Linked DNA regions of Homo sapiens: region 1 is linked to region 2. Evidence: read pairs that join two places in POLR2A ChIA-PET (ENCODE). Cell type or tissue: A673. All regions are shown on one strand. Each heading gives the region's core, and the rest is flanking DNA. Links, peaks and the distances in the headings are about the cores only. Region 1 overlaps VGLL4 (vestigial like family member 4). Region 2 overlaps ATG7 (autophagy related 7).

The links. Peaks named below come from ENCODE experiments on the same cell type or tissue, not always from the same donor. Only the 100,000 strongest peaks of a DNase experiment are listed, where the experiment ranks them.
Region 1: POLR2A ChIA-PET joins it to region 2 with 7 read pairs; 2 of 35 experiments call an interaction of 5 or more read pairs at or near these places.

The regions. Positions count from the first base shown.
Region 1 is chr3:11,580,883-11,593,568 of GRCh38, forward strand. All of the region lies in intron 2 of VGLL4 (vestigial like family member 4), which reads right to left. Among named protein-coding and RNA genes, the nearest start is that of VGLL4, 57 kb to the right of the region's middle. RefSeq lists enhancers at 2,537-3,375, 12,335-12,686. In A673, for the core only: no CTCF peak of the experiment used is centred there; no DNase peak of the experiment used is centred there; H3K27ac peaks cover 3,953 bases.
Region 2 is chr3:11,361,017-11,373,702 of GRCh38, forward strand. It overlaps ATG7 (autophagy related 7), which reads left to right. Exons shown (of 21, transcript NM_001349232.2): 17 at 1,797-1,912; 18 at 3,643-3,718. Among named protein-coding and RNA genes, the nearest start is that of ATG7, 95 kb to the left of the region's middle. RefSeq lists an enhancer at 3,265-4,464. In A673, for the core only: no CTCF peak of the experiment used is centred there; DNase peaks (open chromatin) are centred at 4,765, 5,695 and 6,345; H3K27ac peaks cover 4,712 bases.

The DNA of each region.
Region 1 (12,686 bases), core at 2,518-10,517, 220 kb after region 2:
AAGCTACATATTTGTGGTTCTCATTTCTCACTGTGAACCTTTAAAAATTGTTTCAAGTCATCGGAGGATGGCTAATGTTAACAGCAATACATATTGACCATTTGTATAACATTGGTGTACAGTGTTACAAAGTGCTTTGCATATACATTATGTTAACAGATCCTCTTCAATCTGCAACTCCTTTTTTTTTTTTTTTAAAAAAAAAGATAACTCTTTCTCTGTCGCCCTGGCTGGCATGCAGTGGCACGATCTCAGCTCACTGCAACCTCTGCCTCCTGGGTTCAAGTGATTCTCCTGCCTCAGCCTCCCAAGTAGTTAGGATTACAGGCATGCACCACCACGCCTAGCTAATTTTTATATTTTTAGTAGAGACGGGGTTTCACCATGTTGATCAGGCTGGCCTCAAACTCCTGACCTCAGGTGATCTGCCTGCCTCGGCCTCCTGAAGTTCTGAGATTACAGACGTGAGCCACCGTGCCCAGCCATGCAACTTCTCTTTAATGGCCAGAAAGTGCATTTCTCGAATGATGAAACTAAAACCCGGAGGGTCCTCATCTGTGCAGGCAGGTGAGCATACCTAGACACCCGGCCCTCAAGCAGTCACTTACTCCACTCTCCATTTTCAACCCAGCTTCATTCGGAACAAGGAGGGGACAAAAGGGTGGGAGGAGAGGCTGCTCTGTGGAATGACCGTACAAGTTACTGAGAGATGAAACAAAAGCATTCATTTTCTATTAAATGTGAAAGATCTCTCAATCTCTAATTGGTCCTGCACTCTAAGGCAACTTAGCAGGGACTCAAGTACAATTTCCATGGAGAGAAGTGGTCAAATAGCTGAGGTCAAACCCTCCAGACTCCAACTGCAGCCAAGTGCTTTTATTTCCCTTGTAATTTTCTTTAAGAATAAATGTTAAACCTAAAACATACCCCCTTTTGGAGGCGATCTTGGCAGCTGGACTGAGTGGGAAGAAAAAGCACCTTGTACTCCCCGAATCAGCAGCCAAACTATGCACCATTGTCTAGAGGCGGTCACATGACAGCCATCACCTGAAACTTGGTTACTTCCAATCCATGAAGGAAACAATCACTAGTGTGCCTTAACCCTTCCAGCTACTGCAGGCAGCCATGCTGCAGCTGCTCTCAGCAGCCCTCTCTCCCATTCCAGTCCCCGCTTAGGAGAAACTGTGCATGGCACAAATCTGATTGGGACAAGGTGGCGTTTGGGGAGAAGGGAGGGACGAGAAGGAAAATCACTGCTGTCCCTTCTAAGCAAAGACTACTCTACCTCTCCCAGCACTTGCTGTCTCGCAGTTTAAATTAATTACAGCTGAAAATACAGGGTTGCCATCTGGTTTGAAAAAGCAAGGATAAGGGAATAAAATGAAAGGGTTCTTGGTACTAACCTCACTTTAATCATTGCCAAAGAGCATGAAGACAGCCCAGCGTCCTCCCACAAGAAAGCCTTGGGCCTCACAAACTTGGCAAGCAGTCTCAGGCACAAAACTGGATGGGCGGGCGCTTGTCAGAATAAAAGTCCTCCCTGAAAGGAGGGTTGCGAGGTAAGGGGCCTGCTTGCCCCCTGCACTGCAATAAAAGTTTCCTATGGGTCCTGGGGTAGGTCAGGAACTCCTGGGAGGGTTTATTTATAGAGGGTGCCTTGCCAAAACGCTACACGCATCATTACAGTTCCATTTGGTGAGAAAATAGATTTGCTGTCAGAATTACAGCACGCGATTTCCTCTTTCTTTGTTTCTCCATCTTCCATAACATAAGGCTTTTATAAAACTTCAAAATAAGGCTAAAGAAAACACAGGAGAGGAAGGTTGCTGCAGAAGTGGAGACGCTCCGAAGGCACGATGCATGCAACTCCACAGCAGGGCTGCAGCCGGCCCCTCAGAGAAGGAATGCCAGAAATCCCCTATTCTCTGCTGCAGCCGCAACTACAGTCTCACTCCTGCACTGTAGGAAGCAACTTCCTTCTGCCTCCCTTCCACCAGCAGAACCCTAGGTGAGAGGCTTTTCTCTTAGGACTCAGGCTGCCACAGATGGTGACTCCAGGCACTGGAGAAGCAAAGGTGCCACAGCCATCCTAGGTTTGTCTTGGTGAACTTACAGGTGGGTGCAAGAAGTTGCTAAGTCTGCAGATGTCTTAGCCATACGCCAGCATCAAGTAGCCCGGAGAAGTGAAGCAGAAGATTTTCAGCCCAATTTAAATTTCCACCTGCCCACTACCTGAGTTCTTTTACACCCAGGTCAGTTTTGCAAACAAGACCCTGATATACCCAAGCCCAGCTGCTTTCAGAAAGTAACACCAATTGAAGCACCACGGTATTTATCAGAGTAAACTCTGATCAACCAGATATAGTATTTTATAAACCAGAGGTTCTAATTATAAAAGACAAGATAAAAGCAGATTATGAAAATAGCATTTCTGTTCTGGTGAAAAACACATCTTCAACCCCAAAATGATGTGAAAATTGTCTTCCAAATCCTGCCCTGACAGAATCACTGTCTATAGCAACAGTGTCCATAACATTCCAAATCTCAGGAGTGTAACTTTCTAGTAAATGGTACATCTGTCAAGCCACAGGAAACATCTGGTAAAATGGTTAAATAAAAGCAGAATTTAAACTTTTCTGATTTCAGAGCTTACTAATGGTACTCAACAAGAGACTATCAAATACTCTAAAAGCTCAATGTGACAGTGAAAAATATCCTGGAGGGGACCAGGTGAGAAAAAGAGGACAAAAAAAGAAGACAACCCGGGAAGGAGTGGGCTGCAATCCCACTCTCGTCACGATGACGATGCTCCCATTCCAGGCCTGCCTCTGGGAGACAGTGGCCATAGCCCCCTCAGCTCCGCCAAGGATGGGCACATTCCTGCCCATCACCATGGCAGAAACCTTCTCTGGCCTAGTTAAGTTCCTCTCTACCCAGGGCTGACTCCCCCAAGCATACTCATATCTCCCCAACGCACCCAACCCAGGAGGCCCTCAGGAGAGGTTTGGGGGGATGGACTGACGAAGTGATGACACACAAACAATAAGCTTCCCTCCGCTCCACGGCAGACATGTGTATTAAACACATACAATCATTCTACCATCAAGACACACCCAGGCCAGGTGTTACACAATACATTTCAGTCCCTTCCAGAACATTTTACGAGGCTTTTCCATTAAATAAAAGATTTAATGATTTGGCCACATCCAAATTTTAAAAATCTATATTTCAAAAATACAGTAAATAATGCTGAAAAGCAAATAACATTACTTATTTTCCCCAACGCATTTGACAGAGCATCCTTAATATGAAGAGTCGTAACATATCAAGAGAAAGAAGATGAATACTCTAATTTACAAAAAAGACAAGGTATAAACAACATCATGGTCACAGAAGAAGAAATGCAAACGGCCAATAAGGATATGAAAACATCATTCAAGTTCTCTAGTAGCAGAAAACAAACAAACAAACAAAAAAACACACAATAACAATGTTTCTCCCCGAGAAACTTGCAAATATTATATAAATGAATAAATGGTAGCAGTCACCTGTGGGAAGATGCCGAGAGAGAGACAGATGCATACAGCTGCTGGTGGGAACAGATCAGTAAACCATATAGAGTGAAGCTGGCAGAACACACCAGCGAAAACAGACATGGAAGACCTCTGACCCAGAAATTCCACTTCTATAAAAGTGGGAATATATGAGATGGGAGGAAGGATGGAGATATTCGAAGTTCTGCAAATGACAGTAAAACAATGTAAACAACCCAAATATCTGTATTTGTTAAAAAGTTCTTTTGGTTACAAGCAACATAAAACAAACCTAGTTTAAGGAAAAAGGGGCAACTTACTGGAAAGATACTGTGATATTTCTTGGAAATGAAAAAATGCTGACCAACCAATCCTTGAAAAGAGAAAAAAAAAAAAAATGAGGTGGCCCCAGGGATCTGGGCTTCAGGAGGCGGAAGGCGCCCATGGTGGGTCCATGTGCAGCATCTCACCAGAGCCTGCCTTCTGCCCTCTCCCAGCACCCAGGGATCCACCACCACCACCACCACCACCACCGGCTCCAAGTGTCACAACTTGGTGACCTTCCTAGGTCCTATGTACATATCATCCTCCAATCACTGCTCCATTAAGGAGTTATTAACATCAAGTCAAAATCCCAAGAACACTTTTTATTATACATCAAATATGCTGCTAAAAACTAGAACATGCCCCAACACACACTTAAATGCTACCAGTTTTCACAGTCAAGAGACTTCACTGGGCTGGACACAGTGGCTCATGCCTGTTATCCTAGCACTTTGGGAGGCCGAGGCGGGCAGATCACTTGAGGTCAGGAGTTCGACACCACCCTGGCCAACATGGTGAAACCCAGTCTCTATTAAAAATACAAAAATTAGCCTCATGTGGTGGCGCATGCCTGTAGTCCCAGCTACTTAGGAGGCTGAGGCAGAACTGCTTGAACCTAGGAGGCAGAGGTTGCAGTGCACCGAGATTGCGCCACTGCACTCCAGCCTGGGTGGCAGATTGAGATTCCATCTTAAAAAAAAAAAAAAGAGAGAGAGAGAGGGAGAGAGACTTCAATGGAGCCTTGAATGAATTATTTATAAGTAAAAAATTGAGGGATCTCCCAAGAGAGAAATCTATTATGGTCTTGTTTCAGATTTGTAGGTTTAAGGAGAAAAAGGGACAGGGGAATGTTCCACCTCTGCCATGAATAAGATACTGGATTTTTTAAAAAAGTAAAACTGCTGGAATTGTTGGCTAGACAGAGATGAGCCTTTGGGGCAGGAAATCAAATATTATGAAAAGGTGATTTATCTTAGAGCAGGCATGAGGTGTTTAATTTATTCCATGTATCTCGCCATCTTGCATTCCAAATCTTCTGCCTCCTCCAACAGCTCTCTTGCTTCCCTTGTCCTCTTTCTGAATGCACACTTCCCACCACAGAGGAACCACACATATCCTAAATCCCTCCTTTATCATATACAACGTCACCCCTCCCAGTGCTGATGGACAGGCGACCCCCTGCCGTTGGTCCCTGGGTGTTTCAAAGAGAGGCCCTGAGGAGCTGACACTCCAGAGCAGTCTCTGGGTCCCCTCTTCCCATGAAAGCCCCCAACCCTTCCCCCTGCAAAGTGGGACAACTCCTAGATTAAAGATTGCTAGAAAATACAATGACTAAGTGTAGTGTGATTCATTACTGAATCTTGAATTAAAAAGAATGTAAAAGAATTTTTTAAAAAATCTTAAAGTATAAAGGGCATTACTGAATATGAAAAGATGATGTGAGATCATATCATTGTCTGCACACATATGAAAGAAAGATAAAGCAAATACGGGCAAATGTTAACAACCGATGAATGCAGGGAAGGGTATGTGAGTGTTCACTGTGCTAGTCCTTCAGCATTTCTGTAGGTCTGAACTTTCTCCAAAATAAAAAGTATCTATGGTGAGGAAACGGTGCAGGAAGGATAGAAAGAGGAGATTATCACCAAATTTGGCTGGAATATGTAGAATGATGTGATTTAAAGCACAGGTAATATGGTATACACTGCCCTCCATATCCTCAAGTTCTGCATCCACAGATTCAACCGATCATGGATGGAAAATGGAGTCAGGCCTCTGATGGTACAGACTTTTTTCTTGCTTAGGAATAATAATTCCCTAAACAATACAGTATAACAACCATTTCCACAGCATTTACATTGTATTAGGTATAAGTAAGCTAGAGGTGACTTAAGTATACGAGAGGATTTCCATAGGTTATCTGCAAATATTATGCCATTTTACACGAGGGACTTGAGCATCCTTAGATTTCTGTATCCTCGAGGGTCTTGGAACCAATCTCCCAAGGATATCCAGGGACGGCTGTATATGACAATCGCTTTGTCGGGAGCCCTCAAATAATCTTCCCCAAGAGTTGGCACAGGGATACCAGGAGGAGCCTGCGTGATGGAGAGAGGCCTGACATGCATGAAAAGATGCCACTGGCAACAAATATGTTAGTTTCAAATATTAGCCTCAAAATGAAAGTCACAAGGGAAGTTGGAGAATCCAAACTGCTTGCCCTGAATTGCACGAGACCTGCTTCTCACACAGACAACAAACTCTGTGTAGCTTGCCGAAAGTCGAGAAATAATAGCAGGGATTTAAATAAATTATTTTGAAATTAAACCATGGCTAGTGGCCAAAGAGACTTTCAAGGCAAGGCCAAGGAGGCCATCTTCTGAGTAATAATACTGGGAGAGGGAGTTTGGGAGCAGATCACAAAGTCCTTGATGGTCATCCTAAAGGAACTGTGTCTTATTTCACAGTCCAAAGGGGGCCAGAGCCACAATCCAGTGATAAACTCAGCAAAGTCCTCCAATGAGGTTCTAGAGGAATCCCTGCCGATGAAGGAGCTGCATGGCTCAGGCGCCTTTCAGCAATGCCTCCCCTACCAAGCGTAGCCATGGTAGACAGTCAGCTTCTAGGTGACATGGAGTGTCTGTGTTTCTATCACTGGACGTAACTTGCTCAAAAGCCAACGGCCTAAGACAAAATGATGTGGTGTCATTCAAAACCAACACACAGAGGATGACAGCTATTAGTGATACAAGCACAAATCTGTCACACAAAAATAAAATAAACGCAACAACAATCTACTAGAAAACAGCCGAAAAACACTTTGGCTTTGAGGACTTTTTGGAAAAATTTGAAAAATACCAGAACTGGTACATACTTGGGCCGAGATGTGTTTGCTTTTCTAGCAGAGTATGAGCAAATCTGCACTTTGGGTCAATTTCCACCCAAAAGAAATGTCTGGTCATCTCTCTGCCCTGTGAGACTCAACCCAAATGCACTGAATTCCTCACTTTCATATACCTCACTTTATGTTCACACTTGGACTGGAGCCAGATGCATAAGCAAGAAATACAGAGGAGTGAAAAAAATCATTTCATCCACACAAGAAACCTGGGGGGCTTCTTACTGAGAGTCAACACCGGGATGAGATCACGTGCCGTGAAAGAAGCATCACGGGCAGGGCTGGTGCTACCGACTGAACCTCGCGCATGTGTGCGTTTTCGTTTTCTGTTTTCAAGAGCTTAGCAGGGAAAGGAGAGCGGTGGCGCTCTGTTCTGGCACATGTGGAAGTAAACATCAAGGCTCTAAGGGAGAAAATGGAAGTATACTAAGTGGTGCCACTCAGGGTTTATGTGGGCTTAAAAGTGATTCTTAACATCTGTCCCAAAGGGAAGAGTGTTTCCACAGAGCTCTCCTCGTGGCTCCTTTTTCATTCACACATTTACTCAGCACCTGGTTGGTGTCAGGCACTGGGAGGGTATAGTGCTACAGACCTGAGCAAATTCAGCCCCTGGTCTGGTGGAACTTGTAGACCAGGGAAGGGGACAGACAGCTGGACACCCAACTGTAGCAGAGTGTCATCGTTTTACACAAAGTAGTATTCACCTTGAAGCAGGAGGAAGTGCCACTTGCCAGAGGAGGTGGCTTTCAGAACCACACTGGAGGATGAAGTGAGTGTGCAGGCCCCCAGTTGGGCTGCAGCCCAGGGGGTCCTACAGGCAGACGCCCATGGAGATGGGCCTTGGCAGTGTCACCCTGTGGTGGACTGGGAGCCGTGGAAGGATTCCAAGCAGAGATGAATACTTCAGAAACCACCTTCTGACACTCGAGCACCAGTAAGACCAGCCAGGAGGGCACTGCCGTGCAAACAGGGGGCTAAACTACAGCCCCAGCCAGGGCCTACTGGGAAGTTAGCAGGCTGATCCACAGGCAATGACAGGAGGAAGGAGGAGGCAACGTCCCAGACAAATGGAAAGAGAGTTGTATCAGTCATGAATAGGGGGACAGAAGGCAAGGAGTAGACTTGGTGAAGTGCTGGAAGAACAATGGAGCAGCTGATGGCAATTCCAGTGAGGCGGTGCTGAATTTAGGGCACACATACAACACCCAGTGAGAGGGTGGATCTATGGGGTGTGAAGGCTTGGTCTAGGCTAGAGGTAAAGATGTGGGACTCAACCTATTGTGGCAAGTCCAGCCACGGGTTCATGTGTGACTTGGTTATAAGGGTCTGTGCAGGCAGAATGCCAGAGCCCTGGAGAATACCAATAACAACGAGTCTCTGGAAGATCCTGAGGAGTGGCCACAGAGGTGGGAGGGGACCACAGAAAGCCAGAAAAGGGCCACAGGAAGCAGGGGAGGAGAGCCCTTCAGGGAAGAGGAAATCAAATAAGACAAGGGACTGCACTCTTTCCTGAACCTGGCAACCAGTAGGTCACTCCTGAATGCAGGGAGAGGATTCAACAGAATTGTTGGTATGGATAACAGCACTGGACTAGGGAGTGGATATAAAAGAACAGGTGATCTCTCTAGAAATAGCTATGGAGGCGGGGAGAGGTAGGGATGGAAGATAAGCAGGCACAGGGTCAAAGGAGGACAGAACCTCAAGTTTCCTCAATTTCTCTGGCCTCAGTGAATTTCTCTGAAAGCCCCAAGCATTAAAGATGGCACCCAGCAGCCCCAAGTCACGGAATTAAACACCATTTCATGTTCATACTTAAACTTTACAGCACCAGAGCCTTGCAAGTCTGAAGGTTTGTGATAAGAGAATTTTGGAACCAAATAAAATGCTCCTTTTGTTAGGCAATATTTATGGGGCAAGTATGCTCCAAGGAATATTAAAAATAGGTCTTATGAAAAGGGGATGAAGGATTCTGTCTTAGCTTGAGCTGCCATAACAAAATACTGTGGACTTCGTGACTTAAACAGACGTTTGTTTTCTCACAGTCCTGAAGGCTGGCAGTCTGAGATTCGGACGCCAGCATGGTTGGTGACTGGTGAGGGCGCTTTTCCCGGCCTAGAGACAGCCGCCTTCTTGCTGTGTCCTTATGTGGTGGGGAGAAAGCAAGCAAGATCGCTGTTTCTTCTTATAAGGGCACTAATCCTAACAGACCAGAGCCTGCCCTCATGACCTCATGAAACCCTCATCACCTCCCAAAGGCTTCATCTCTAAAGAGCATCACATCGGGGGTTGAGGCTTCCACACGAGAATTTTGAGGGGACACCACTCAGTCCATAACAGATTCAATGGCCAATTCCATTTGAGAAACTCGGCTAAACAGTGTTTCTGCGCATAAGACTTCTCAAAGCCTGAAAGGTGCTAACATGCAGGAGCAGACCTGGGAGACTGAGTTTGGGACCACCGAACTTTGACCAGGGAACACTTCCGTTTCCCTTAGAGCATCTTGAGAGAAGAGTGTTTTGAGACAGTCTGAGCAGTGGCGAGGGGTGTCACTCCAGTTGTCAGATGCAGCTGAGGAAATGACTCCTAACAAGCTAGAAAACTCATAACCATCCCTAGTTGGGTTCAATGACATGGAAATTTAGGGATGCAGCAAGATTTCAGTTCTCAGATGTGCTTCTACATTGACCTGACGTAATAGGAGTTGGTTTGTCCTTTCTACTTGGCCTTGACCCAGTTTCTGGAGCTTGTTTCTATGTAGATTCATTAGCTGCATTATTCTTAGGTCTCTTCAAGAAGAAAGGCAAGAGGTAGTATAAGAAGTTGGAGGAGAGGGCAGTAGCAACAGTTGCTTCCTTCTATTCTGCAGTATGTGTTGCCTCTGCTGGGGCTGGAAGGCTCGGATCCAGAACTCAGATCCCTTGTCTGGCACAGTTTCTAGCTACTGCCAGACCCAGAACATTACTGCAACATTAAGCCCTCTAATTATGTTTTGGAGACAATCTGTGAAGAAATTTCAAAATGAAGAGTGTGTGTGTGTGTGTGTGTGTGTGTGTGTGTGTGTGTGTGTGTGTGTTTTAACCCATAGAAACAGCAAAATGGAGAGAGAGCAAGACCTGCCATTTAACTAAAAACTACACCAGATACAGAATGTGGAGCTTGTAAACCACCTTGCTATGTTCCAGCTGCCATGTGACACAAGCAAATAATTGCTTTATCAGCAAGAAATTAGAGGAAAATAAAAGAACCATCAATAGCCACACCTAGCCAAATTTGTTAGCATTTCTCTTCCCAGTCTTCAATCAAATCTATTAATGTAGATTTGGGACAGCACTTCATATACATTCAGGACAAACTGGTTTTGTGTCACAGTAAGAGGTCTATGAAGGTCACAGGCAATGTCGAGGTTAATCCTCTAGCTACGGATAAAAAGAGCTGCTACATATGTGCCCAGAGCAGAAGCATCTTCGCGAAGACAGCATTCCAAAAAGCACACTCAGAGGATCAGGAAAACAGCAGAATCCTGGGTTGTTTTGTTTCCTTACATTTTGAATACACTTGCATCATGTTAAAAGGTGACTCTGCACAGACCAATGCACATTCTGTCACATACCCCAAACGTCCTCTAATAGGCGTTCCTCTTTGAGAAAAAAGTCCTTTCAAGGTTTTCGTCCCACTTTTATAAACTTCATGGCACAGATCAGAACCACAGAGGCTAAAGCCTAAGTCCCCAGTGCAGCCTGGAACAGCCTTTGTTCTGCTTCTCTGACTCCTGTCCCCCCTTGGCATTTCTTCATTCTGTGTCGTCGTTTGGCCAGAAAAAATGCCAGCAGCAAGATGGGGAACTGCCTTCCCAGCTCTCTGCGAAGACTCTTAAGGCAGAAGCGAGGCCTGCTGGGAGAAGGCTGATGTCAGCTCTTAAGAGCACAGCTCCCTGCTCGGATAAGGAGGCCTTTGTTTTCAGCTCAACTGTGAAAATGAGAAAATGCCTCTAGCCTGACAAACAAGAAACCCACACAACACAGGTCAGGCCTGTGACCTTTACTTAAAGGTACCACACTCCATTAGCAAAACACTTCCAGGGAATCTGCAGATCCAAGAGTGGCCCTCAGAGAAGAGCAGCTCTGCTTCCACCTCAGGAAGGCAGGTTACAACCCTGAAGCAAACCTCACAGAGAATCAGTTCCTCGGTGACGATCCTCCCTAATGGGAATGGAAACACACACAACTGACATACATGGGGCAAAGTGGGGGGATGCTAAAGAAACTAAAAATCCCGATGTAACAACAATATTGCAGTTTCCACATTAGTAATTTAGGACAACTACATTTATGACCATAAAATATCCTCTTAAATCCCCAGAATGCCTTTGGGAATACTTGTAAGATACAGTATGAAAGTAAAGAATATAGAATTTCAGCACTGACCCTACCAAGTTTAGACTATGCCAAGGAGGCGTGGCAGAAAGAAAGAGCAGATAGTTTGAAGGATTCCATTCCATAGGCTTTGATTTATGAAATCTAGAGGGAAAAAAAACACATGTCTTCAAATACTTAAAGTAAATTATAAAATGCTCCAGTTTGAATCTTTTAGGCTAAGGTTACTATTGGCTTGGGCCACTAACTTAAAATTGGGCCACAGATTTTAAACAAGAATTAAAACAATCTAAAAAGCAGCTTCCCAAGCGTAAAGAAAACCCTTGTTTGTTCCTGTGGGATTCTCACCTGTACAAAGACTCATTTCAGGCCTCTTGGGGGCAGCTGGACAGCACTCCCCCTTCCACAATCCCTGAGGGAACCCTGGTGAGGCTGTGGGGACCTGGAGTGTGCCGAACTACTAACGTCCCGGGGCCTCCACCCCTTTACTTCCCTCCATCCTCCTTTGTGTGTGCTAAAATGAACAGTCCCCACCTCCCAAATATCCTCAGTAGTGTGTGGTTTGAGAGTGCTTAGGCTGCATCGTCCCAAACTATCAGGCATTAGGGTCCAGTATCGAATGATTCATCGCAGTTGGATATGTGTGCTATTAGCATAAATATCCCATGGTGGCTGACAGCACTGGCTCTAGGATCACACAGCCTGAGTTTTGAATCCTGGCTCTGGTACTTACCAGAGTGTGTGACCCTGAACAAGTTACAGAACTCTCAGTGTTACCATCTGTAAAGGAGGGATAACGATAGTCTCCACCTCATAGAACTGTGAGGATAAAACGATCGTGCCCATGAAGCACGCAGCACAGTGCCAGCGCACAAGGGCTCACGAGTTGCTGTTACTAACAAGCCCTGGAAAAAAGCCCTCCCAATTCTCTGGATGCTGAGAATCAGGACCTATCATCATTCTCCATGATGAAAAGTTCACCTCTCTCTAAAGCTTGTGTAGACATGAACACAATAACTTGTTTTGCCTATAAATACACATTACTGTTTACGACGTCCCAGCTGCTAGCAGGGTCAAGGGACTAAAATAACCTCAGCTTTTCCATTTCCTCTGGGTTCACTTTTAACCTGAAATGAGGAATTGCTTCCTTCACTCTCATGGAATTTGTGAAATAGTCTCTTGGTAACTGGTCCATATACATCCAAACTAAAGGCTCTAAAGACATAGAAGCAACAGCTGCCAAAGAGGGTATGATCATGTTGCCAAAGATTTTACATCCAGATACCAAAAACTACAGATACTGCAGAACATTTGAGGTCTCATATATATAATCAACTCTTCTGCAAAAGATAAAGAAAATCCAGGGAAAACCCCCAATCCCATTTTAGCCAATCATCAATTTCTTCTTCTTACTGAGTTCCTATTATATGCCCAGCACCTGATTTCAAAGGCTTCCTCCAACCTTTTGTTAAGCTGAATGAATTCGTGGTTTTGAGTTTGTTTTTCCCTCTTTTTCTATTCACCCCTATGGTGAGAAAAGTGAAGTGACAGGGCCAG
Region 2 (12,686 bases), core at 3,009-11,008:
GAAAGCTTATTGAGGAAACCACAGCAGACTAGTCCCTGATAGCACTCCGTATTGTCTCCGGTGCTTCTCTTAGTCAAGATAACATTACAAATCAGGAGTCTAAAGACCAGATTCCATCAATGGCTTGACACTGCCTCCCAGGTAGTTCTAAAAAGTCTCTTAGGTTCCCTCTACCTTTGCAAAATAGGAGTGATGTGTAGGCTTGTCAGATTTAGTAAGTAAAAATATAGGATTCCCAGCTAACTTTGAATTTCAGTTAATAATGAATTCTTTTTTTTTTTTTTTTGAGACAGAGTTTCGCCCTGTCACCCAGGCTCGAGTGCAGTGGCACAATCTCGGCTCCCTGCAACCTCTGCCTCCTGGGTTCAAGTGATTCTCCTGCCTCAGCCTCCTGAGTAGCTGAGATTACAGGTGTGTGCCACCATGCCCAGCTAATTTTTGTATTTTTAGTAGAGACGGGGTTTCACCATGTTGGTCTGGCTGGTCTCGAACTCCTGACCTCGTGATCCACCTGCCTCAGTCTCCCAAAGTGCTGGGATTACAGGTGTGAGCCACCACGCTTAGCCAATAATGAATAATTTTTTGGTATATGTCCCATGCAATATTCAAGACCCACTTATACTAAAAATTTATTTATCTGAAATTCAAATTTAACTGAGTGTCTTGTATTCTCCCTAGCAATGCTAATAGAGGAGGGAAGAATACCTGCCCTGTCAACTCACAGTGCAAAGTGGGTCAAGTGCGACAGTGCTTTGAACAGCAAGACTACACTGTACAAATTAAGATTCTATGACTTTCAGAACTCCACACAAGTCAGTCTGTATGTAGGTCTGTTCCTTTATCAGAACAGATAACGATTTCCAGTGAAACAATGCAGAGATGTTTTCTGTAACCTCCCCTCTATTTTTCCTTTGTTTTAAAACTTTTCCCTTAATAACTCATATCTCTTTTGGATGACTGGCTTTTATGCCCTCCCAATATAAAGAAAAGAAGATGACCATTCTCTTTTATGGAGAAAGATGGCTTGATGATCTCTGTTATGGTGTTATAATATATAGCTGGTCTTGTTATTTAGTGATTGTCAACAAATACGATTAGTGGTCCCTTGCAGTAAAGTCCCATCTGCTCATAAGGTAAAATTTTTATAGAGTCAAAAATATCTCTAACAACCTCTTAATTTGCCCAGAGTTGGATGGTTAGACTCTCTTTGGTTGAACCAGCAAAGGCTTGTGCTTAGAGCCATGTTGTAGAAAAAAAAAATACTTGTAGTAAACCCTAGAATCACACAGAGAGGTGATGCCCATGTTGTGAGAGGCACATAGGAACTGAGGGCCGCAGGAATAGTAAATTGTTGCTCCCATCTCACGGTCACTTTGAGGTGTTAGCTCAGTTAAAATGGCAGGGCAGAATCATTTGCACTTTTCAAATCATTGTTCCTTTCTGTGTCTCTGTCACTTAACTACCAAGCACAGTAGAACTGAATTGAGTCACTTAAAGGAACACATGATGCAGTTCCATTATATGAGGCAGCTAAGCCCTCATTTTTGGTTAATATCCCCCAATCTGTTTAGGCTACTGATCCTTTTTAGCATATCACCTCATTTAGTTACCTAAATTGTATATTTTGTTTATCTTGATAATCTCAAGAAATGATGTACTTGAGGCTGGATGTTCTTTGCCAACAATGAGCATCTGGTTATAATTTAAAGCTTTGTCACAGAGGATTTCATACTTGAGACAGCTAGAGTTGAATGGAGTAGAACGTTCTGCACACACCAATGATTGTTTCTTTGCAGTCAACCAGAGACCGGACCTTGGACCAGCAGTGCACTGTGAGTCGTCCAGGACTGGCCGTGATTGCAGGAGCCCTGGCCGTGGAATTGATGGTATCTGTTTTGCAGCATCCAGAAGGGTGAGTTTGCTAGTAGGAGATGAGTATTTAAACAAAGCTTTTGTAGGCAGTTGTTCATCAGTGTCTCCCATGGCCTTTTCTCAGTCTGACTTTACAGAGAATTTCACTATTTCACCCTCAAAAAAACAAGACTAGAAAAAGCAGGTCTGGTTCTTTGGGCTGAGATAACTTGGCATGTTTCCTTTGTGGCCACATTTCTGCATCTTTCCGGACAAAGTCACTATGGTTTATTTTATTTTTCCAACGCTTATATAGGGCTTACTTTGTGCTAGGCACTGTTCTAAGCACCTTAGAAATTTTGCCTCCTTCAATCTTTTTTTTTTTTTTTAACGAGACGGAATTTCGCTCTTGTTGCCCAGGCTGGAGTGTAATGGCACGATTTTGGCTCACTGCAACCTCTGCCTTCTAGGTTCAAGTGATTCTCCTGCCTCAGCCTCCCAAGTAGCTGGAATTACAGGCATACGCCACCATGCCCGGCTGATTTTTGTATTTTTAGTAGAGATGGGGTTTTGCCATGTTGGTCAGGCTAGTCTTGAACCTCTGACCTCAGTGATCAGAAGTGATTCACCCACCTTATCCTCCCAAAGTGTTGGGATTACAGGCGTGAGCCATTGCACCCGGCCTCCTTTAATCTTCATAGCAAACATATTAGGAAAGAACTATTATTATTAGTCGCAGTTTTGATGGGGAAATCAAGGCATAGTGAGGATAAGTAAGTGGCCAAATTTACATAGTAAATGGAAAAGCCAGGGTTTAGCTCAACCAGTGTGGCTCCAGACTATGTTTAATGACTTTGTTATGCTGTTTGCAATACAGGCAGCAGAAAATCGAATTTTTGAAAGATTTATTTTTCCAGTTCTCAGAAAGTCAATATGCAAATTAACATGAATATTCTATTTCTTGTGTGACTCAAAGCTTTCCTCAGCAGTTGAAAATTGTGGTTGTATATGTAACTAGTATGGGTACTCTGAGATAAATGAAAAGCGGGGCTTTTTTGTCTTCCTCTTTGTCATCCACCTTAGCTATCTGTCATTTAAGTTTATTGCCACTCTCTGACAGGAAGTATTTGGGATAAAATCTTTGAGAGCTGACTTTATGCTTCCTTGACACTGAGCCTCTGTCTGCCACATTTGCCCTGGTCATAGTTTAAACACCAGGTCCTGTGTCACATCTTTTTGGTGCCACAAGTATCACTCCATTGTTCAGAGAGTAGTGTATTAGTTCTGCCCAATTCATTCTTCACTTTTATTTCTTCCATTTCATTAGCATTTATATCAGCTCAAGAAGTTAAGGTTAGAAAATTTTCCACTTCAAATTTTCAGTACAGAAATGTGCTGTGATGTTTGACAAGACTATTTCATAGTAAGTGAGTTAATGTTTATTGGCCTCTGATATGCCGAACATTGCACTCGGCAGTTGATGTAGTAGATTCCTCATTTATTAATCAGAGCTCCCTCATTCCTACTTTATAGATGATGGATCTGAAGCACAGAAAAGTTAAGCAACTTGCCTATGGTCACAAGCTCAGGTCTTTCTGACTCCAAACCATGCATGTTTAAATTACTCTTCTTGCCCTTTGTCCCAGGGAAATTAGTTTTTTGCTAACTTACACTGCCCAGCAAGGGGCATTTTAGTTATCCTTATGAATCTTATGTAGATTTCTGCTAGATCATCCTCCCATGTGTTAAACTTGGATTAAATGAGCAGCTCTGATTGTTTCCTGTCCTCAGGGGCTATGCCATTGCCAGCAGCAGTGACGATCGGATGAATGAGCCTCCAACCTCTCTTGGGCTTGTGCCTCACCAGGTTAGTGATGTGGAAGTGAAATCACAATTCTTTTGGTACAGGGGGAAAGCATGTGGGGTCTCTTTGCCATTCCATCTGCCCAGCCCACTTCATATCCACCCTACTTACCCTGCAGCTGGGATTTCAATGGGAGAGCTTTCTGACCACCTGGAAGGTATTCCATTCTGCGGGATAGTGATGGGAGGAAATCACGAACGAGAAGCATTGCCCAGAGTCTTTGATGCGTTTTGTAAACTGACTAGAGGCCTCATAATGCAATAGGAACAGAAAAAACAGGCTTTGGAATCAGTCATACAATGGTTTAAATCCCAGCCCTGCCGTTATAAAGATGGCCTTCTTTGGCCAAGTCACTAAACTTCTCTGAGGCTTAGTTTTCTTATCTGTAACATAGAGAAGGTAATGCTGACATCACCTGGTAGTTGTATGGATTATGGATGGTTGCTAGAAAGGGCTCAGCAACAGTGTATATCATAGGCCCTCAACAAACAATGCCTGCTGTTTCTTTACTGTTGCTTGTTATTATTATTGACTCTGAACCCAAATAGAAAACCTTTATAGGCAGGCATGAGAAAAACATTAGAAGCATGCAGGGTCACCAAAAAGTGGGGTGTCTTTTCAGAAAAAGAATCCAAAGCATCATGAGGAAGTTCCATCCCTTAGGGAGTAAAAAGAAAAAGGCAGTGGGATGATCTTTTAGAATTCATGTTGCCTCTTCAGTCATTTTCATTACTATATTTTTGGGAGATTGAAGAGGTTTTCCAGTCTTATTTGGAAATCATTTTTTTTTAGATTCCATGTATGTATCCTCTCCTGTAATGTGACTGCTGTTCCCATCAGTGAAATCGTGATGGTGCCCACCAGTCCTATCTGGTGATTTGCAAGGACAGACTCAGACGAGTGCAGAGAGCAGAGTGACTCAGCTCATGCTTGTCTCTCTCTTCCTCCTCGCCACCCACCTTCTGCCAGCTAGGGCGGCACTGTCATATTCAGTTTAGGATGAGAATCAGAAGAGGGGAAACGACTTCTTCATGGTCACAGAGACTTAGTGGATGAGCCACAATCCATACCTAAACTTGGCAGTCTGACAAATGTTCTTTCAAAGGTCTTGTGAGTTGAAAGATCCGTGGCCTGCATGTTGGGAGATTTTGCTTCCTGTTGGTACCCCAGCCCCCTTGCACAAAACCACCCATAATAGAACTTGTGGGCCGGGCGCGGTGACTCATGCCTGTAATTCCAGCACTTTGGGAGGCCGAGGCGGGTGGATCACGAGGAGAGGAGTTTGAGACCAGCCTGACCAACATGGTGAAACCCCGTCTCTACTAAAAATACAAAAATTAGCTGAGCGTGATAGTGTGCACCTGTAATCCCAGCTACTCAGGAGGCTGAGGCAGGAGAATCGCTTGAACCCGGGAGGTGGAGGGTTGCAGTGAGCTAAGATCGCGCCATTGCACTGTGGCCTGGGCGACAGAGTGAGACTCCATCTCAAAAAAAAAAAAAAAAAAAATAGAACTTGTAGAGTTCACTTAGCCTCCCAGAGTCTCAGTTTCCAAATCAAGAAAAGCAGGTGCTTTACTTTGTGTCCAGGATTACATCTGACACGGCCTTGAAAACCACAAAACACTATGAAAATGTGCCCCCCTCTGTCCCCCACACACAAGGTGGCATTTTTTTTTGACATGCATGTGTTAATCTTTTCTACAGAGACATTTCACGTAGGACCCAAAAGACGCGGTAATAACCATCTATCATAAGGAAGCTGATCTCCAGAGCCTACCTCTGCTATTTATGCTGTCGTATCTCATTTGAATCTTTCCCAAGTCTCCCGCCTTCTTCTGACCTTGAGATGTGCCCTCATCTCCTTTACAGACTTTATATTGAGAAGGGCCTTAATTAAATTTTCAGTCATGCCCCTGCACTGGTTTCCTTCTTTAAGTCCTTTATGTTAAATTACTGCAGTTGTAGTTTTCTCAGTGCTGAGGCCAGAGGGCAAAACAGTCTCTTTATAGAAGGGGCCCAGTGTCAAAATGCATGTGCCCATGTTTTTAAAGTACTATGGCAACTAATCCCTCTCGGTGTTATTTATCCCCATTGAGCCTCAGAATTATTTGTCATTCACCAACTCTTCTAGTTCTTTCTCCTCGTTTTCAAATGTCTGAAGGATTATTTTGGTTGTTGGCCATCTCTTCATTTGCCCTTTTCAAAGACTGAAGAATAACGCAGCCATATATGGGAAAAGCTGTGTGTGTGTGTGTGTGTGTGTGTGTGTGTGTGTGTGTGTGTTTACTTGCTTACATTGTTTCAAGTTTCAAGCCTTTATTTTTAGCTACTTTCTAAGAAAGAAAGTGGAGAAAGAACTTTAAAAATTAATCAGGGTTGTGTGGTCCCCATGTATAGGCTTTAAACAACTTTTTTCCCCCTAAGTGGAGTGAGTCCATTTATGCAACCATGTTTTGATTAGGGGACCATCGTTTCCACGTTTCCACAAAAACACTGGGCTGTGTTGCAATGCCCTGTTGCAAACTCAGCACTTCCCTCCTCCTCTTCCTGGCTCCTAGAGACAAATGATTTCCTGTTGGAGAGGAACTTGGTAAACTCCTTTGTGTACTTTGTATGCAAAGAAGACCAGTGAAGTTTACTGGGCTCATTTTTCTCAGTTCCCAAGAGGAGAAGTTTTATTAATTGGCCCCTGTGGAAGAGATGTAGTAGAAAAGTGATAGTCCTTGGACTGAGAATCACAAGGCCCCCCACCAGCAACTCATTGTGTAATTTGGAGAAAGTTCCTTAACTTTTCCTGTGCTCTCTGGGTCTCTGCTCTCCTCTGTGTCAGACCTAGGAGGCCTGAGGATTACTTAGTTGTTCTGTCTCTGGGTCCACAGGCAGAATTTGGCCCATCCAAAGACTGGCCAAGTGCCAAAAAAAGGCCTGATTAGGCCCTGAAATTCAGTGAAATTCTGCCTGAAGAAACCTCTTATTGAATTTGAAAACCATAAACCATTTCAGGTGAGCTTATGGGTTTGTTTTGGGTTTTTTTTTTTTTTTTTAAGTCTCTGGCCCAATGTACGTGGATTAGATTCTGCAAGCAGGCAGCAGTAAGTATAAGCTAATTTCTGTCTATAAAAAGAATGATTAAAAAAAATCATTTTGTTGATGTGTGGAATAGAGATTATCACACACATCATTAAGTGGTAATGTGATGAATGATCACAAAACGAACAGTCTTATACCCAGCACACAGATCAGAACAAAGTAACTATCAAGCACCTTCAATGCCCCCCTCATGCCTCTTCGGATTATTATTGCATCCTTCCTATAGAGAGGTAAGCACCTCTTGATTATCAGCACCATGGGAGATGTTTGTCTGATTTTGAACTTCTGTAAATGAAATCATATAGTATATACTCTTTGGAATCTGTTGTCTTTTGTAGAGGGAACTTTTTCATTATAAATCTTATAGTAGTGTTGTTCCTTCTTCCCATCAACAGTGTTCTTTTACTTAAAAAAAAAAAAAAAAAAAAAAAGAAGAAGAAGAAGAAGGAAAGAAACACTGCTTTTTCCCTCCCGGCTGGTGGCTGAGCTCTGCAAGGCCAGATCCTTTTTCTGGTTCTTTGGTAGGAGGCACAGTTCAGGATTTATAAAATGTACAGGCCACTCTTGATATCTCCAGGAAGTTGGTTTGCCGGCTGGCAAGAGATCCTGGATGTGACAGAAATTAACAGCCTGTTGGCCTGCTAATTCTTTGGCTGTACCTCCTCAAAGGATGATAATGAGGTGACAAGGCTAGGCACAGTGGCTCACCCCTGTAATCCCAGCACTTTGGGAGGCTGAGGTGGGAGAATTGCTTGAGCCCAGGGGTTCAAGACCAGCCTGAGTAACATAGGGAGACCCCGTCTCTACAAAAAATTAGCCAGGTGTGGTGGCACGCACCTGTGGGAGTTTGAGGCTGCAGTGAGCCAGTATCACACTACTGCATTCCAGCCTGGGTAAGAGAGGGAGTCCCTGTCTCAAAAAAAAAAAAAAAGGAATCAAGGTGACGCTACAACAGTTGTCCAAACACCAAGGTAATTGATGGGGCATTCCTGCTTTATCCCACTTGTGGACCAAGCAGTTCACATCTTTTGTCTTTAGGTGAATGAACTCTTGGTTCTAAAGTACTGATAAAAAAAGACCCTGAATGTGTATATGCCATTCTTCTGAGCTTGGAATTGCCAACCCCAGGGTTTTCTCAGCTTCATGAATTCTTTTAGCTTCAGAAAAGTAATACAAAGCCAAAACTAGGGCAGGACCCTGGGAGGGACCTGGCCTGGGAAAACTCTAATTGAGTCACATGCTGAGGTGGAGCTGGGATCTCTAGCCATATCTCGGGATATTTGGCCTTTCTGCACAGGCTGTGTCCCCCAAATCCTCAAGCCTTTAGATTTTGAAAAAATCTCTTTACTGTGTTCAGAAATACTTATCTCAGTGTGCTCCTAGGGACATGGACAGATGGACTGCTGAGGAGGGAAATCTTAGCAGATAAGCAATAAGAGCATATTTCCTGAGATGCAGCCCAGGAAAGGAGCCTCCTTTACCCCTCTGGTTCTAAACCTCTCTGGTTGATGATGATGGATATAGCAGAAAAAATGGGCAGGCCTCATGTTTCACTATATCAAGTGCTATCGTTTGTGACCTGTTCATCTTATTTCCCTCCCTCCAGCCATCCCCTCAACAGGTAATCTGACTCTGCCAAGTGCCAAGCACTATGAAGTTCAGGGAAGTTAAGTAACTGGCACAAGATCACCCAGTGTTGAGTTCCATTTGCGTTTGGGGTAATCTAAGGTGATGGATGTATCCCAAGCCATTTGGATGTAGTAGAGTCTGGTTCCAGTGGGGAGGCCTCTGAATACAAGGAAGGATCCGGGTATAGGTCTAACAATGTCTGGGCTTCCTCTGTGAGGTCCCAGAAGAAGAGTCAAGATTGCTGTTTCCCTGGAGGATAAATTATAATGTCAGCGTTCAGAAGCATCTCAGATTGCATCTCTTGTCCCAGGAGGAGTTGGGCCTAACCTTACAGGTTGAAGGATGTCACTTTGCCCCATGAGTTTTACCCACTGGATGAGGCTGTCCTGTTTAGGAGGTGCGTGTTTAGGAAGGCAGCCTGAAGGTTTTGTGATCATACAGATCTGATTAGAACCCCAGCTTTGTCTGTTAATTTCACATTCAGTATCTCATTTTACAAAACCAGTTGGGGCAGCTCTTAGCACTTGTCCCTGTTTGACCTTGGGCACGTTACGTATCTTCTCTGAACCTCATGTTTTATATCTGTAAAATGGGGATAATATAATAAGCTCTTGGAATTCATGGATGGATTAAGTCACACGTACTAAGCATTAGCACAGTTCTGGGCACATAAGAGACCCTTGTAAATATCGGTTTCATCTTTCACTTTTAATTAAAATGGAAACTTATCCACTCTCCTAAAAAGGAATTTATAAAGACTCTCATAAAGCTCTGAAAGCAATGAGTAGAGAGGGAGTGGTTGGGAAGATTTGCTCCATTCTGCAGTGTTTTTCTAAGGATAACACTGGCTCATGTCCAGCTTAGTTTTTCTGCCCCCTTGGTGACTCTAGCTTAATAGCGAGAGTTGGGTCAGTGGTGGGAGCTGAAGCTCTTAGCTGAAACAAAGACCATTCTGGTGTGCTTAGGGTTTTGCAATTGCTACACTCTCCATTTTGGCATTGAACTTGATTAAGACTCTTTTCAGCATCCAAGATCGATCTGGAGTTTGGAGTTAGTTTTTATTTATGCGAACTCCAAGCTTTAGAAATATTGCCAGGCCTGCTGGAAGCTAGTGTGAAGTTAAAGCAGCAAGTTCCAGTTGTGGCTGCAACTGTGCTTTCTCAGAATGGCTGTTTGTTGCTGGGCATTGGATCTTAGCCTCCCATCGAGGCCTGGGTCTGAAGCTAATTTTACTCAGCTTAGGTGAAAACACCACCAGGGGTGGGTGGCCCAGAAAGAAAGAGGAACCTTTCTATTCTTGATCTATTTATTTTGTGGCCAACTGGGCATAATTGACTAAAGATAATTGAATCCACCTGATAGGTGTTAAGCCCTCTAGGTGTTGAGTTTTTGTTCGGGAGTTTTGTTTTTTTTTTAATTCCTCTAGCCTCTTTCTTCCTTTCTACCTCTTTGCTTTTCAGCTTTATTCCTCAGGCTTTAGAGCCAGAAAGAACAAAATTCAGATTCCTGGCTTTGCCACTTGGTAGCTGTGGACCCTTGGGCAAGCCATGTCACTTTCCTGAGCCTCCTATGTTCCTATTTGGAGATCTGTGCCACAAGATGGTAGTGAGGCCAAAATGAGATGCAATGTATGAAAACACCCAGGAGCCCTGAACACAGGCATGGAATTCAGTAAATTTTAGTGCTCTCCTCCCTCCATTCTCTGGGGTATCATTTTCCACATTATTCAAGGACATGCCTTCCTGCCTGGCTTCTAGGATTAGGAGGGAACATTTGTTTATTTGAAAGGGAAAAGGAAGAGAAGTAAGTGCTTTAGCAGGGGGACGTAGAACAGGCAGAAACAATGGCTGGGAAAGGTGCTCAGCGAGTTTGAGGAAGGGAAAGGCCAGTTTACCTGCGAGACAGCGAGTAAAGGGGCACAGCGGAGAAGGCAGGAATGCAGGGGCCATTGGAAATGCCTGGACCTTCAACCCGGGGCCCTGGGAGGCCGTTGAACGCTGAGGTGTGATATGAGTAGATTTGGTTGCTGCATGGAGAATAGACTGGAGGTGATACGAGTGGCTCTGGGAATAGGATTTGAGTCGTTTGGTCTTAAATCAGAAGACAGCCTAATCCAGGGATTCCCATACCTGGCCTTCCATCAGAATCACCTAAGGAGCCATTTCAAAATACCCATTTCCCAGCCCATCCCAGAGCCACTGAGCGAAAACCTCCAGGGACATTAGGCATTTGAGAACCACTGCTTCTGTCCATGAAAACATGGCTTCTTGATAGCATCACCTGGGACAAAGTACTTAAGTCCTTAAGGTAGCACACCAAATCCTGCTTTTTGAATTTTGTGCTTCCACCAACACTAGTTGTGTTTCTAAAAGACCCTTGGCACCTTGTTCCCAGTGCACATCTGCAGCCCCAACAGGTGTTCCTGCCTGAGAGCCTTTGGAAGCTAATTAGACACGCACAGGTGTGCCTAATGAATTCCTGCCGGACCACACGCTGTCCAGCTGGGAACAGCCCGGGAGCGAGGCCAAACAACCATATAAAGCGAGGCCAAACGACCTATTCTGATGCTTTTTGCATGCTGTCTGCCGTGTTTTCATTCCCCACGGTGAGGACGGTGTGTCCTGTCTCCTAAGGCCCTGTGAGCCAAGCTCAGCTACAACCTGGTGCCCCACATCTGACAACAGGGATTTCCACTCAAAGTGCTTGGCCCTTTTGGGCCTGGGGGTGATGAGTGGGACTGGAGCCAAGAAACCACAGGTAATTGGGATTCTTCTAGGCTCTGTGATTCCCAGGTGGGTTTTTTAATATTCAGGGAGTAGCAAAGATACAAATATTGTAGAGCTAGTTTAGGCGTACAATTTTTTTTTTCTAGACGTTTCTATGGAACACTAATGTTGGTGATTATTTTGCAGGGAGAGGGAATGGAGGTAACAGGGACTTAGGGTTTTCATTTCGTACTTTTCTGCAGTGTTTTGAAAAATTAAGATTATAAGCCTTTTTTAAAATCACCTTTTTCAAGACATAACTGATATATAGTAAAATGAACCCATTTTAGTATGATTTGACAAGTGTATACACTCACATAACTATCACTTCCACAAATGAGATACAGAATTTTTCTGTCACCCCAAAAAGCTCCTTTGTGCCTTCTCCCAGTTCATCTCCCCACCCTCAGCCCCAGGCAACCACCAACCCAATTTCTATATGGACCATTTTTATTTTTTCTGTATATTTTACTGTACTAAGGGAAAAAAAATGTAATGGAAATCTTAAAATGTTCAGAGGGAGGCAAGGTTTGGTCACTCTGAGGAATCCCTCTTACTAGCTACAAAGTTGGTAGGTAAGGGCTGGGTGTGTGTGTGTGTGCGCGCGTGTGCGTGTGTGTGCGTGCGTGCGTGTGCGTGTGTGTGTGTGAAATCGGCCATGTTTTCCCCTTGTGGGGAGAGGGGAGAATGAGAAAACAATATTCAGGTGAGGCTGTTTAAAAGAAAGTTAAATGTTTAGATAATTTTTTAAAAAATAGGAAAATGGAAGTAAATATGTCATGGGAGTATGGGTTATTGTTTTGTTTGTTTTGTCATGTGTTTATCGTTTTTATTACAGAAAGAGTTAACTTTTTTTTTGAAAAGCTGTTTAATGCTTACCCTACTATAAGGAGAAACTGACAACAAATAGGAGAACAAGAGTTGAGAGTAAGCTGTGTGAGACTTACGTTATGACTAACTCCAAAAGGTAGAAAATTTACTTTCAGCAAGAGGCTTTAGTTTCCTGTGTGGATGGCAAAACACCTTTGATATCACTTTATAAAGCCTTTTAATTTAAATGTTAATTTAACATGAACTAAATTAGGTGGTGTGGTGGTACTATTTTTAGAAAATGCGCAAAGAATTAGAGGCTTGCTAAGTGCTTCCATCCGTTTTCTGACAGCTAACAGGTGATGCTGAGTGGTACAGAGCAAACCACGGGAGGGTGTAACTAAGGTTAGTAACAAAGCATCCTGTTTCCCTTGCTTGCCTGATGGGAACCACCTGGAGCTCTTGTTAAACCTGCAGATTCTCAGGCCTTTCCCCAGACCTTTTGAATCAAGTTCCAGGGGCTTCTTCTGATGAGGCAAGTTTAGAAAAACACTGAGCAACACTTTGCTTTATAGACTTTGCACACTTCTAAGTAGGAAGGTCACGGTGAATTTTTCTCCACCCAAGCAAAGGACAAATCTTTTTAACTTCTTTGGGAGTTGCGGCCTGGCCTCTCT